Linked DNA regions of Homo sapiens: region 1 is linked to region 2. The links are chromatin contacts, found by Hi-C or POLR2A ChIA-PET in ENCODE. All regions are on one chromosome and are shown on one strand. The core of a region is the stretch at or near the end of the contact, and the rest is flanking DNA. Distances in the headings are between cores, read along the strand shown. Region 1 holds the start of ZNF518A (zinc finger protein 518A). Region 2 holds the start of ENTPD1 (ectonucleoside triphosphate diphosphohydrolase 1).

The links. Hi-C counts contacts between places; a loop is a spot of excess contacts on that map. ChIA-PET counts read pairs that join two places held with the same protein, here RNA polymerase II (POLR2A). Pooled maps may share reads with other maps.
Region 1: a loop to region 2 is called in a map of GM18951, with 4 times the contacts of the local background. The contact joins the promoter of ZNF518A here to the promoter of ENTPD1 in region 2. A Hi-C loop is called at or near these places in 1 of 168 maps with a recorded cell type or tissue (GM18951) and 3 of 50 pooled maps. POLR2A ChIA-PET finds 5 or more read pairs at or near these places in 1 of 52 experiments (OCI-LY7).

What each region holds. Positions count from the first base shown.
Region 1 is chr10:96,128,618-96,136,000 of GRCh38, forward strand. It overlaps ZNF518A (zinc finger protein 518A), which reads left to right and starts at 1,680. Exons shown (of 6, transcript NM_001330736.2): 1 at 1,680-2,135; 2 at 3,969-4,053; 3 at 4,966-5,031. It overlaps LOC124902486 (a long non-coding RNA gene), which reads right to left. Exons shown (of 2, transcript XR_007062254.1): 2 at 438-7,383. RefSeq lists enhancers at 636-1,540, 1,093-1,732, 1,541-2,444.
Region 2 is chr10:95,754,756-95,762,618 of GRCh38, forward strand. ENTPD1 (ectonucleoside triphosphate diphosphohydrolase 1) reads left to right here and starts at 1,408. Exons shown (of 10, transcript NM_001776.6): 1 at 1,408-1,500. The coding sequence starts at 1,485. ENTPD1-AS1 (ENTPD1 antisense RNA 1) reads right to left here. Exons shown (of 6, transcript NR_038444.1): 6 at 1-1,959. RefSeq lists an enhancer at 969-1,268 and a silencer at 2,599-2,658.

The DNA.
Region 1 (7,383 bases), core at 430-2,929, 370 kb after region 2:
ATATGTAGAAGTAAAAATAAAGTTATAATGTGAATACTGTGGGGGGGGATGCAATATCTTAATCGAAAAAACAAAAACTACATCAAAACACAGAACAAAAAACTCTGTCCATTTTTCCAAACTAACATCGTTTTTTGTTATTAAAAGAAAAATCTCGTTCTCTCTCTTTCTGCTGTGATGTGTGTGCATGTCTGGCTTGCACAGAAATGAGGACCTGAAGAGAGATGGGTGATGTACGATGCGGAATAAAATCCACTTTGTAAACATGTTCTTCATTCCATAATGGCATCCCCTTTGGTATTTACAGAAGATTTCTCCTTGTGTGTTTTACACAAGCATAAATATGACTAATGTGAATTTCCGCTCATTCGCCTTTTCTAGGTGGAATTGTGTAGCCCAGTAAACACAATAATAAAGAAGGCTTCCTAAAGACAAAGTGAGGATTTCTCAGTGTGCTTTTTATTAAAGGATGGAGAAAATCTTGCATTTGGCTACAGGCTGACATTTTCAAAAGCCTGCCCTAAGACAATGAAAAATATGTATCATACACATATTTTAAAAAATTTTTAAAAATTATAAATGTCATACATGCTACTTAAGAAAACACGGAACATTAAAAAATGAAAAATCTGATCATAGTTTCACTTTCAATTTATTGGTATATCCTTCTGCGCCAAGGTTTTTTGTTGTTGCTTAAACGTTTGCCGCCACTTATTCCCTCCCCACATTTTAAAAGGAAGATAATTTATGTAGAATTATGTAGAAAGTGAGGTATCAATTAGTAGGTTGGATTTATAAAGAACAGAAGAGGAGCCACACTGGCCTTTGGGGTAAAGCCAACCATATTAACTGTCCAGCCCTGTTGTCAGGTAGAGGAAGTATTCGTTTGAGGGAGATGTGAGCCTCCCTCATTGTGAAGATAGTTTTTGATCAATTATTCAATATATACAGGTTTGGAGTTCAGTATGTCTTCTAGAACTACTGGCGGCAGCTTCTTTCGTTGACGTGGGCTACAATGGTTGCTAAAACCTGCGTGCCAGAAGCCAGAGGTGGGGAGGCGCCATTTGCTAAACCGGAACTGGTTAAAATCTCAGGGTGGAGACCATTCCCAGTCAGCAAGGGCTTGGGAAGTGCATACAGTTCCTGCTCCTGGTGTCTACTCTGAAGAGCACAGAGTAGACGTTTGTCTGCCATTTCACCGGCAGTAAGATCAGCAGCTGCTGGTGAGCAAAGAGGTAGTAGTGGGTCACTGGACTGGTGGGCGCCGGGGCCGCGCGCTAGATGGAGAGGTCAGCGGCGAACCCAGCTCCATGGCCTAGTCTCGTCAGACCGAGCGCGGACCCTGCCGGCCTCCGTTCTCTTCCGCTTGTCTCAGGTAAAGCGCAGATCCCTCCGCCGCAGCGTGCGCTCCCGGTAGCGCTGCGATCAGCTTTTCGGCAATACCCGGATGGAAGTGTAATGGCCGCCATCAGGGACTCGCAGGCAATGGGTACTACGACAGGTATTCCCCGTCAGCGGGACTGCCCAGACCTTTTAGGATGTCAGAACTTCTAGAGGGCCACCCAGCAGGCAAACGGCGAGTTTGTGGACCGTCAGGGTCCCCCAAACAGGTCCAGGGATCCGCCTCTTGTGAGAGGAAGCGCGAGTTAAATAGTCCCGGCCATTCAGCGCTTCCGCTTAACTTGCCGCAAAGTTTTTCTGGAGAAGTCGGGGTTTTTTTGCCGAGCGCTTTTGCCGACTGCTAGAGCTTACCCTTACTTTCTTAACCTGGGGTTGTTTTACTTCCGGGCTTTTTGAACTCTACACTCTCCTACATTCTAGGAGCTGGGTGGGAGTAGGAGACGGTGTGCCTCCGCGCTCCCCGCGGGGCAGCCGAACCCCGGAGGAAGGGGCGGATCGGGCGCGGTGTTTGGGGCGAAGCTGGGCGCGCGGCGCTCGAAGCACTCACTCGGCGGGTTTCGTGGTTGGTGGAGACAGCAAGGGCGCCCCGCAGACCGCACCCCTCGAGCTATAGGTTCGCAGGCCCGACTCGACGGCGTCCCTATTGCTGGCCCAGCGTATGGTCATTGGGGGCCATTTCTTGCAGAGATGCCCTGCTCCCTGACGCGCTCGCTCTTCTCCAGAGTTGGCCAAAGGTGCTCTTCCCCGCAGACCCTAACCACACCCAGTGGCAGTTGGATTTCTTTGTAACTGGCTTTCTCACATGTAGGGTTCATTTTGACTCTATTCGTTACATGGTGTCCTCTTTGTCAAGTAGACAGTCTCTTCCTAGGTGGCTGTGGTAATTGAAAAGTACATAGAGCGAAATGTATATAAGGAAAAATGTTTTAACTCTTAAGTGGACCGATCAAACAGATGTAGCTTTAAAGTTCAGAATACAACAGTTAAGACTCAGTTTTCTTTTTAGGTTTAAATTTGAGAGCAAGTAGTGTATGTGAGCTGTTTTAGTGCAAACATTGTTGAGTATGTTGTCAAACGTCTAAAAAACCCTAGAAAAATAAAATAAGTCAATGTTCAAGGAATTCATAAGAATGTTGGAATTTGTACAGTTGTCGCAGTGATAAAACATGAAGACACCAAACTGTCAGGATAGGAATTCTATTAACTTGAAAGTGTGCATGTTAGATCTAGTTACTGGTAATTGTTGAATTGCTTTTTCTGCAGCAAGGGGTCTGATTTGAGTGTACTCTAAGGTTGATATCCTCAGGTTTAATTTAAAACATTTAAATTGATTCAGTGAAATTTCCTAACATTTTTTGAGTTTAACTGCAAATTTATAGAAATGCATTCACTATCTTTCAGCAAAATTGTCTTTTCTGAAATTTATAAAGAGACATTGCGTTCTGTTAACACTTTGAGGGTGTTGGGATTTCCTGGGGAAGGTAAGCATAGTAAACGATGTTGATTTTTGCCATAGAAACTGTAAATTAGATCATCCCTAGATACAGAAAATTGCCAACAAAAGGGGAGAATAAAATGTAGGTATGTTACACAACCAAATGTTTCCTGTTTGTTGCGTGAAAATAAGTATAATTACCAAATAAAACGTTTTATATCTGGTTTTATGGAAGGACAAAAGACAGTAACCACAATGAACACCCACTGTGTGCATTGATAATGTATGAACTTTTAAATGCTTCAATTTTTTGCCATGGTCACACTTCGGATTCTGTTCTAGTCTCTCTGGTAATAGTATGCTGTAATCCCAGAAGTTTCTATATTTTGAAATATTACAGAGGGACTATACTTTAGCCTAGATCTATAATTTGACTTCAGGATATGCTTTAAATGCCCTTTAAGTGTATTTTTGTTGTTTACTTTTCTGTTTATAGTTGTTTAGAATTGTTCTCATTGAGGCATTGTGACATTGCATACTTTAGAGCACTTAATACTACTTTTTTTTTTTTTCTTTAAATGATAGGAGACTTGAATCTTGCCCACATTCCTTCAGGTATGCTACTGAAGGTTTTGTGGCAAAGTGCTATTAGCAGAACAAAAAGGTTTTAACACCGTCTTGAAATTTTTATTTATTATCTGGTCCCAGGTGTGTAGGCTGTGAGTATTTCAGTTCTATATGGGGTATTGGCTTCTCATGGTGAGCAGTTTTCATGGCATATTAGATACCAGAAATGAGTATTAAGGGTTAGTATTGTGGTGGTAGGATAACTGAATTGGAACCGGATCCAGATATTATTTCTAGTTTTGTGACTTTGGGCAAGGCTCATTTTCTTTTTCTTGTAATAAATGAAGATACTGAGTTAGATTGATTCTAAGCTTTAGGTTGTGACTTTTGCAAATTTGTGACATGTTATCACTGGTCATCAATGATGTATGCTTAAGTGTATAGAAGTTTTTTCTTAGTTTTTTTTTTTTTTTTTTACATTTCTTTATACACCTAAGTTGAATGTGAAGTGTAATTGAACAGTTTTTGTCGTCAAAAGTTTTAAAATCTTGGTCTTCATTTCCAGATATCATCTCTTCTTTTGATCACTGTTCCTGATTGTGACATTGTGCAAGTGTTAAATTGTGTGCCTTTTGTTCCTGAAGAAAGAGGTATGGTAAAGATTGAAATACTGGAGTATATAGTCTATTAAGTAGTAAGTTGGTATGTTTTAATATTGGACTAAATAAAGTAAAATATAGGTTAAGTATCCCAAATCCAAAAATCCAGAATGCAAAATTTTTTGAGTGCTGACATGATGGTCAAAGGAAATGCTCTTTGGAACATTTTGGATTTTGAATTTTTGGATTTGAGATGCTCAACTGGTATAATGCAAATACTCTAAAATCCTAAAAAAGAAAAAGAAAAAAAGAATGAAACCCTTCTGTTCCCAAGCATTTCAAATAAGAGACACTCAACCTGTAGTTTTACATATACATGAGTTTTCATAAGTTATATAAGTTATAGTTTTATTTTATTTTTTGGCTAAAATAAAATACTTAAACATGAGTTTTCATTTTAATCTAAGCAAAAAAAGTAATTTTTGGTTTCATAGTTTATTACTTAACATTTTATTAGAAATCCAAATATAACTTTAACTATCATCCTTCTGAATAGAAAAGTGGCATTAAAGTCTTCTGGGTAATGAACAGTGGAGATAAAGGTGGTAGATAGATGTTTCAAAGCTATATGAATGGCCAGAAGATTGTGGTTTTGGTCTAGTAAGTGCAAAGCAATGTACCTAAAGAAAAATTATCTGATATGTGTTTATATTATGACTAATAGCATCTTCATTATGAATCAGGAAAGGGACTTGGGAATCACTATAGTGTTATGATTGGTTTCTTGAAGACAGTCATGTGAATGTCTGGGTGTAGACAAAAAAGGAGGAAAAATATGCCAACAAATCTATGGTATTATAAGGAAAGCTTTGGAAATGTAGTGGAAAATATTGTACCCATGTAAAAAAACATGTTTTTTCTACCCTCAAAACACAGATGTCTCCTACTCTTTGTGTTGGATAGGTCCTGGGATCTTTGAAATGCTAAGATTCTTGGATACCACAGTATCATAAAATTCCTCTAAATGCAGTAAGTATACACATAAGTATGACCGTAAATTAGGAATAAGATTATTTATGTAACTGCTGAAATAGCTGACATAGACTATACCACCTTACAGTATTGCTTTAATTATCATAATAACCGTGTTCTTCCCTGAACTTCACCAGCAAATGGATTTCTGTTCAGGGCCATTTTTTTACAAAGGCATGAATTTTTATTTTGTCAGAAAATAATGTACATTGAGTAGAGAGCAGTAGAGCTGAGTTGAGGTACCACGTTATCGTTTATGTCATTAAGTAACTTTTTCCTATATAATATTTGTTTGACTTCCTACCACGAGATTCACATGGGTACTGTGTTATTCCTGAAGAGATAAAGTAATTCTGAATGCTAAGAATTTTCCTAAAGGTTGAGCATCCCAAATCTAAAAGCCTGAAATCTAAAATACTCCAAAATCTGAAACTTTTTGAGTGCTGACATGAAGCTCAAAGGCAATCATCACTGGAACATTTTGGATTTTGGATATTCAGCCAGTAAGTAATGCAAATATTCCAAAATCCACAAAAATCTGAAATCTGAAACACTTCTGGTTCCAAGCTTTTTTGTTTTGTTTTGTTTTGTTTTTTTGAGACGGAGTCTCACTCTGCCACCCAGGCTGGAGTGCAGTGGCGCGATCTCGGCTCACTACAACCTCTGCCTCCCAGGTGCAAGCAATTCTTCTGCCTCAGCCTCCCGAGTAGCTGGGACTATAGGCGCATGCCACCATGGCTGGCTAATTTTTTTTTTATTTTTAGTGGAGACGAGGCTTCGCCATGTTGGCCAGGCTGGTCTAGAACTCCTGACCTTGAGTGATCTGTCTGCTTTGGCCTCCCAAAGTGCTGGGATTACAGGGGTGAGCCACTGCTCCCGGCCTACTTCCAAGCATTTTGGTTAAGGAATATTCAGTTTGTACTATTTGACCCAGACTACTCAGAAAAAGTAATGTAATGAAGAATGAAAGCTGTAGTTGTAGTGAAGTAAATAGGAGACTGCTGTGTGATGACTGACCAAAACGATTTGTATTAATTTATCTTGAAAACTTGTGAGCAAAGTCTGACTAAAAATTTAAAGTTGTGACTGGTATGGCTGCATGAAACAAGTGTCAGAATATTAGAATGAAGGTACATGATGTGAAGTTTCAGAAAATTAAGTGGGCTTCACATAGGTCTCATTTCATGAGGAAAGTCAGATAATTTCAAAATGTAGTAAGCTTATCGTCAATTCCTGATTAATATTGGTTTGTTGAAGGTTGTGGCTGGTAAAAGACATGTCATATATTGTTTTTGTCAACTCAGTATCTCTTCATTAGAGAACCACCCCTCCCCTATTCTGAGTGGTTGGTGGGCTGTCCGTCAGTCTTACTGTCTTATAACCTGAGCTTGGTCATCCCTATTGCAACAGTGATTGCTGTTACTCATGCAGAGCCAGTCAGAATCCTTTTTTTGAAATTTATGGTTGAATGCTAGGACAAAGATACTACCTTTTCTCTGAAATTGTTAATCTGGGAAGGTGCTGGTGGCATTCTTTACCACGTGTATGAAAAGCGCATCTGTGTAGTGGGAGAAAGTGAAGCCATAAGGAGATGGGAGATGGATGGTGGTAGTGCCAGTTTCAATCTCAGGGAACATGGTAAGTGGTACCTACTTTTCTTTTGATTTTGTGAACTATCCTGGTGTCCTTCTCAGTCCTTGTGCCAAAATTTTTTGTGTAAATTGGTTTGAATTGGATTGCAGCAGAAAGTGTTCTGATGAATATATGGCCCTTATGAATTTAAGGTCTAAAGTTTCAGATTGATCATTCACATCCTTCTGTAGTTCCCCACTTTCCTATACCTTATAAAGAGTTCCCTTTATTTATTCATCATTTGTGCATGCATTCAATCTACTTTCACTCAACCTACAAACATTTTTTTGAGTGTCCACTATGTACAAGTATGTGCAACTGCCTGGATAGGCAAGATTATATGTACTAGACTGAGTGGATGGTGGATATATAGCATATTTTTATTTATTTCTGGTGCACAGATTAATAAGCGTGTGTTGAGAATAATGACTGTGGTGCTTGGCATCTAAGTAATAATGTAAGAACAAGAAGAATTCCTTGTCTTGGAAGTGCTTCTAGTTAGGAATTCATATTAATATACAGCAAACACAACAGAAAAAACAGATAAATGAATGCACAGTTGTATTTTAAGTGAATTTTGATGGGAAGGAAGTGAGCAGGTTGGCCCATTTAGGAAGATTTCCTGAAGAATATACAACTTTAAATGTATTTCTGCTTATGAATGTGGCTTTGATAGGCACAGAGAATAACTGAAAAAAGGATGGAGTTAAAAATGAT
Region 2 (7,863 bases), core at 158-2,657:
GCAAAATCCTATAACTATAAAGCATTTCAGAAATAAAGTATTGTTAAACAGCTCCAAATTTATTAAAGTATAAAAAATGTATTGAGTATATACCATGTGGCACCGTGCAAAGTAACAGAGATGCCTAAACTAAAAGGTTATCCTTTGTCCTTATTAAAGTATGACTGAAAGCTCGCTGGAGAATATAGTTTCTACATAGAGTCAAAACAGTCCTTCGGGCTCACAAATTTAATGATTTATATGGTATAACTGGCTTTAGATACAAATTTACATGCCAGACAAGCAATGTAGAAAAATCAAGAACTAGGAAACAGGAAAACAGATCTACATTTCTGCTTTGCTGCAATTCATTCATTTTTTTCAACCATTCATCAAATATTTATTGAGAGCCCATGCTGTGAGAGAAACTGTATTAGGTGCTGGGGAACATGGTAGCAAATAAGAGAGACCATGTATGTGAGCATGAGCAGGTGGCTTAACCTCTCCACATCTCTAACCTCTTTTAGACTCAATGTCTGAGGTATCTTTCAGACCTGAAATGCTAAGGTTTGCAACAGCCTTGTGGAGGGAGAAGCTGCCAAGTCGCCTTGGGACTTGAGGACTTACCTTCCTTTCAAAGGATTAGCCCTTGTTTTGATTTCAAAATAATTTTGTTACACAGTTTAAAAATAATTTGGTCAGGCTCTCATCTACATTGGGGTAATCTTGACGGTCTGGATGTGGTAATTCATGCTCATTAGACTTCAAAGGTAGGAAGTCAAAGTTGGGAAATGGTGGATGACTTTCATCAATTCATAGCCAGGCAGCGGTTCCCATTGAGCAGCTCCTCTGTGGTTCCACCCAGCCTTCCAACCAATAACGCAGCGTCTCCTGCAGGAAACTCATCGCTTGGGTCACCTGTTGCTCTTTGCTCTAATGAGCCTTGAGAAAGGATTGCTGGTCATGGGACCAGAGGCTTTATGGGGAGGGAAGAACTGTTCTTGACTTTCAGTTTTTCGAGCGGGTTTCAAGGTAACAACTTTCTTATTATCTAGCTTCATAATTGCAGTAAGGAATAGCTTTTTTTGCTTGCAGCTGAGATGACTTTTTCAAGGGAGAAAAAGGGATTTCTATAACGAAGAGAGGGAGAGAGAGATGAAGAGGGAGGGAGTAAGGGAGAGAGGGAAGAAGGGAGAAAGAGAGAGAGATTTGAATATACATTGCTTCAAGGATGCAAAAAATTACAACCTGGAAAAGGCTTCGAGTAACTTTAGGAAAATGAGCTGCTGGACTCCTCAGTCAATCTGTCCTTTCTAGTCAATGAAAAAGACAGGGTTTGAGGTTCCTTCCGAAACGGGGCCGGCTAATTTAGCCCCTCCCACGAGCCCAAGGGTCTGTTATATCTCTGTTTCCTTGAGGACCTCTCTCACGGAGACGGACCACAGCAAGCAGAGGCTGGGGGGGGGAAAGACGAGGAAAGAGGAGGAAAACAAAAGCTGCTACTTATGGAAGATACAAAGGGTAAGACCAAAATTGATTTGATCTGAATCCTTAAGAAAAAAAAAATAGAAGGAAAAATAAAAGCCCAGACCAAAAAGCAAGTACTTGAAAGCTGGAGGCAAAAAGCCCTGAATGAACTTTCCCACCCTCTTCCTTCTGAGAGGAGGCAGAGAAAGAGCTTTGGGAAACTTTTTAGGAAGCAGAGTCCAGGGTTGCAGTCAAGGGTGGCTCTAGAGCAAGCTGGAGGGGCTCATGAATATTCATTATCAATTTGTATTCAGAGTTGGTTTTTTTAGAGGCAAATGACTTTTTCAGTCCCCTTGCAGTTTAAGAGGCAGCTGCCTCATCTGCAGTCCGGACTCATCTAGCCTCGGGTCTGTACCTCAGGGTGTTTGCTTGAAGATGCTGGGCTCTGCGTGTAGATTTGTTTTGTTCTCGAATTTCTTGCATGCTTTCCTGTTGTGAAATTAGCAAAGGCTTCTTTGCTGGGAACAAGACAGAGAAGTTAATGTGGCACAAGGCTGTCACAACAGGACCCCAGAGTATGTCTTTCAAAATGCTGAAAGTTTCTTGAGATATGTGGGGGAGTTTTATGTGGGGGACAGAGTGGGGGACGGGGACGGGTAGAGGGAGGAAATAGAATAATTCTATCTTAAAAGGGCAGGTCACATCTGACTACATTTAGATTTTGTCTAAAAACTACAAGAGCAGCCTGGTTTGCACAGATGGTGTGCAGTCTCTATCTTTTACCTCTTTTGGGCATTTTCTGCCAAGACGGAGAGCCAGCTGCTTGCCAGCGTGTGAGAGCCAGGAAGAATCTCTGCAGCAGTGAGGGAGTATAGGGTTGTAAACCTCCTTCTCCTCCTTCTTTATCATCTCTAACTTCTAACATTCCCACATGCTTATACCGTATAGAACATGGAAGAATAGCATGAGTAGCCAACATATTTCTTAATACTTACAATAATGATAGCTGTTAATGTTGACTAAGTCTTTATTCTGTGTTGGGAGCTATACCTAGCATATTACATGTGCTACTTACTTGTCACATGAACCTTACAAGTGCTATCATTGACATTCCCATTTTCCAGATGGCATAATTGAGGTACTGAGAGGATAACTTGCCTTGAGATCTCATAGTTAGTAAGGGCTGAGTGTGGATGGAGGTGGTCTGAGGCAGGGCTGGTGGGCTTTTCCACTCCCCAATACTGTTTCTCTGCTTTTTCTGGTGCCCTGACATTGTGGATTTCAGGTTTGCAAATCCTTGAAGCTACTGGGGAAGTGATACTGGTAAAATCTTAAGTCTGTGAAGGAATTTGTACTTTGCACTCAAGTTCACATACATTTTCCTCATTTGGTGCTCATGGCCATTCTCTATGAGAAGCAGGTATTGTTATTATGGTCTTTTGCAAAAAGGAGAAACTGAGGTCAGAAGGGGTTAGTTTGGTGACACCAGTCACAGCTAGTTGTCAAAAGTCTGGACTGGGGGGCTGGATGTGGTGGCTCGCACCTGTAATCCCAGCACTTTGGGAGGCCGAGGTGGGCGGATCACCTGAGGTCAGGAGTTCGAGACCGGCCTGGCCAACATGATGAAACCCTGTCTCTACTAAAAATACAAAAATTAGCTGGGTGTGGTGGTGTGCGCCTGTAGTCCCAGCCACTTGGAAGGCTGAGGTAGGAGAATCACCTGAACCCGGGAGGCAGAGGTTGCAGTGAGCTGAGGTTGCACCACTGCACTCCAGCCTGGGCGAGAGTGAGACACTGTCTCAAAAAAAAAAAAAAAAAAAAAAAAAAAAGATTTGGACTGGATCTGAAACCCTCTGCTTCTGGTTTTTCTTCCAACCTACAGAGCAGACCCAGTCATCTCTGAACGTCTGTCCCCACCCCAAGCTGCGCCTCATTGAGTTGCTTTCAGTTCCCCAAAGGAACTGCATCTTTCCTCAGACTGAAGCTAGGCACTTTCTTCTGTTTTAAGGGCCTATCTGGTACTCTGCTTCCCCTTTAGTCTGGAGCCGAGCTGCCTGGGTTTGAATTTCAGCTCCACCATTTACTGTGTGCCTTAGTTTCATCATCTGTAACATGAAGAGAATAACAGTAACATCTATCTTACAGGGTTGTGGTAAGGACTGAATGAGGGATTCATGCAAAGTTTTTAGAACAGGGCCTGATATATAGTATTGCTAAATAAATATTAACATTTGCTATCACTGCTTGAAGCCTCATATTGGGTGTTATTCCCCTTTAAGCCTTCTCTAATCCTTCAAGTCTAGATTAGCCCCCATCTTGGATGCTTCTATAGTACCTCATCAGTTATGCCTAAGGTGGCACTCATCATACTTGTCCATGCTCCTGCCCTCTGCATCACCTTCTCTCCCTTCCAATTATATTTTCTGTATTCACCTTTAGATCTGCAGTGTCTAGTGCAATTTTATTTTTAGTCTCTAAACTTGTGGCAACTTTCTCATCAGTGTGGGCAGAGTGGTGGGAGAGGGGCCTCAGTCATGATAGGGGTACAGGAGGTAGCCACAGAGGATGACCATATAGCAGTCATAGAGGGCCAGAAGCCACGCAGGAAGTGGACATATGCTGAGTACTGATTCAGGAAGAGCACATGTCATTCAGCAACCAATGGTTAAGGTGTCAGGTTTCAATGACCTTCTCCATGAGGTCTGTGAGGTCCTCTGACGTACTTATTGTGGGTCAGCTTGGCAGCCACATTCATCAGCCCCTGGGACAGGTTCTTGAATTTGGTGTTCCTCTCAGAGAACATCCCAAGCTTTCCTTAGAAGGTGGTACACACCAGGCTCTTGTGCAAGTCCAAAAGGTCCTTGTCAGCCATTAGCACCTTGAGTTCCCTAATGGGAACTCAATAAATATTTAGTAAGTGAAGTATTATTATTTTAGCTGATGCTCATTTGAGACCTTCAAGAGGCTTGTTTAAAAGGGGACCTTTGAGTTTGCAGTAGGGTTCCCCACTGGTACATATAGATCTTTGGCACAATCTGTAAAGACGTCCCTCTATGTGGATACACTGAAAAACAAAATGCATCCCTCTGGGTGGATGATTTTCAGAGCTAATGTAACCCCATGCCAGGGCACCCTGTTGGGCAAGTGAAGCTCTGGCTGAACTTCAGCCCCTACTCCCTGCTCAGCCAAGGGCCAAACTGGAGATTTCAGATGCCTCATAGCCAACTTTGCTTTCTCTGAACAGAACATCTGGTTCCATAAATAGTGTCTTTCTAGCCCTACTTTATAGCAACCTTGCTGTCTGAGATAATGTACTCTGGTAATGAAATAAAAACAAACACTACAGAAGTTGGCCCTGGGAAAAATCATAAAGTACGCTATGGTTTTTTCCAGCACCCTCCCTTTCCTCTTCCTGGCATACCTTCAAACCATTTTGACAAATATTATTGTGTGTCTACCATTTGTAAGTTCCCATGCCACACAGATCCTTGGATAAACAGTTTGCTCACGGTCTAGTGGGGAAGCCTAATAATAATAGCTGGGAAGTGCTAATAATAATAGCTAACATTGATCATTTATTATGTGCCAAACATTGTAATGTGTGTTGTCTCATGTAATCTTTACAAAAATTCCATGATATTGGTTTCTGCATCTTCCAGCTGTGGAAGGAGGTCATTTGGTTAAGGCCACACAGCTAATAATAGGCAGAGGGGAAATTTTGACTGATGTGGTTAGGCTGCAAAGTCTGGGATCCTAATGGATACGTTCTACCTCCTCAAGAGCTGTAATGTAAGTCTAAACAAAGTGCCATGACACAGTGGTGCACGCTTGTAGTTCCAGCTACTCAGGAGGTTGAGGCAGGAGGATAGCTTGGGCCCAGGAGTTTGAGGCTGTAATGTGCTATATTTGCACCTGTGAATAACCACTGCACTCCAGCCTGGGCAACATGATGAGACTTTGTCTCTAACAAAATAAAAATAAAAAATAATAATACAAGAGAAAGTGCCATGAGAAGCAGAATAGGGAGCGATGGCTTCTGGAGAAACTTCTCAAAGGATAGGACACTTCAGTTGGATCTAGAAAGATGAGTAGAATCTGGTGCCCATGGCAAGCCCCTTCACCCTCCCAGCAGTGCTTGAAGATCTTTTCTCTCTTTTACCTTAACTATAGTGTAGATTTAAGAGTAAAAAGCCCCCTTTTTTCCCAAGCTCTGAGCAGTCAACCTACTTACATGTCCATCTTGGAGATTTGAAGGCAGAAGTACAGAGTTTATCCTTCACTATGGGTCGTGTAATCAAATAAGCCTTTACAAAGCAATCAGCTGCACATTAAATGATTTCCTTAATCATGATTGCACTGCGGGGTAATAACATACATCTGGTAAACAGTTTTTATAAATCATTGTGATTGGTATTGCCTTTACTTGGTCAAATTGCATTTTGAGAGTGCTTTCCCTCTTGTGTTGTCTTTTTGGTTGTTTCTCCGCTCTTTATAACTGGTAATGGTGCTGAAGGGCACTAGTGTTTAATCGCACCAACTACTGTCCAGAGGTGATGGGCTCCATCTGTGTAGAGTGAAGGTGAGGCCTGGAGTAAATTACATAGAGTTTATTCTTTTTTTTTTTTTTTTTTTTTTTTTTTTTTTTTGAGACGGAGTCTCGCTTTGTCGCCCAGGCTGGAGTGCAGTGGCGCGATCTCAGCTCACTGCAAGCTCCGCCTCCCAGGTTCACGCCATTCTCCTGCCTCAGCCTCCCGAGTAGCTGGGACTACAGGCGCCTGCCACTACACCCGGCTAATTTTTTGTAATTTTTAGTAGAGACGGGGTTTCACTGTGTTAGCCAGGATGGTCTCGATCTCCTGACCTCATGATCCGCCCGTCTCGGCCTCCCAGAGTGCTGGGATTACAGGCGTGAGCCACCGCGCCCAGCCATAGAGTCTATTCTTTTAAGTACTTCGGAGGAAGGCCAAAATCAAGGGCAGCCCCTGTGGTGAAGAATCACTAAATGTCTTGATGGTTTGGTGAAGTGTGCAAGAGTGGAGTCACTTGTTTGTCTTGGTGATTTTGGTGTGTGTGTGCATATGTTCTGAAGCAGTGCTTCTCAAACTTTAGCATGAGTATGTATCATTAGAGAACTTGTTAAAAATGCAGATTCTGATCCAATAGCTCTGAAGTAGGTCTACATTTCTAACAAGTTCCCAGGCGATGATAATGCTGCCCCTCCACAGACCACACTTTGACTGGCAATGTGGCAGGGTCATCGCATGCCTTAGTCTCAGGGCTTATTTTGGTACTAAATGACCAAGCTCTTCCCACCCTCTACTCCCTCACCAAGCTGCCACTTCTAGTCACTGGTCAGGTGTCATTGCAGGATGATGGGAAGCCTAATTCATTTATTCATTCAGCAAATATATGCCCTAGAACAGGAAATTGAGGCTCCCAATTTGCCAAATCCTAGAAACTGGAATCTTCAGCACACAAAAACTACTGTTACACAAAAAGGCCTTGTGTTAGATTTCCTGCATGTCTCCACCTTTTCTCCATGGCTCCAAGCTTCCCTAAACTTCCCTTATTCTCTGCCTTCAACTTGAGAAGTACTGGAGCAGAATGTGTGGCTGCCTGCAGAATCTTGTGCTGGGTGTTGGAGTCCCAGGGAGCTAGAGGTAGCAGGGACTCAGGGCTCTGAGACTGGCAACAGTGTGCCTGAGGCATTGTCTACGCTCTGCAGAAGAAAGGTGGGAATAATTCTAGGAGCAAAGCAAGGAAAGTGGGTGCAGAGAGAACCGATGGAATTTCTTTAGGCTTGAAAACTTGAGGGGGTTGTGAAGAGAAAATAAGTTGTTGGAGAAAAAAATCCAGAGTAGAGGTTGTCTAACATGTATGAAACATGCTGTTTTTGTTAGATCATCAAAGTGACTTTAGAGACCGACAGTGGCAGTACATGCCCTGTTACACAAAGAGGTGTTTCCTTCCATAACCACTGCTTGGTTTAAAAAAATTTAAAAAGAAGCAAAAAAAAAAAAAAAAAAGAAGTGTTTCCTTTTGATTCATAGGAAGGATGTAAAGCATTGCTTTATGTCCGTGAGGATACAAGTAACATAGCACATGCCCATTAAAGAAAACATGATACTATAGATTACAGTAGGGAAGAAAAACAATCACTTGTAATATTTTGGTGCCATTTCCTGGCAGTTTTTTTTTTTTTTTTTTACTATGCCTGGGTTGTTTCTCTCATTTGGCATTCACTTGAATAGGACCTTGAAAAGTTATGAGATGGCACCATGATCATTAGGCTATATATGCAGTTTTAAAGCCTGGTTTTACTGTAGCAGTGAAGCACATGTATTTTCCATTTTATAGCGTGGTCTTTGTTAGCGTAATTTTTATAGTCACATAGTTTATTTAACAGTTCTCCTGTTA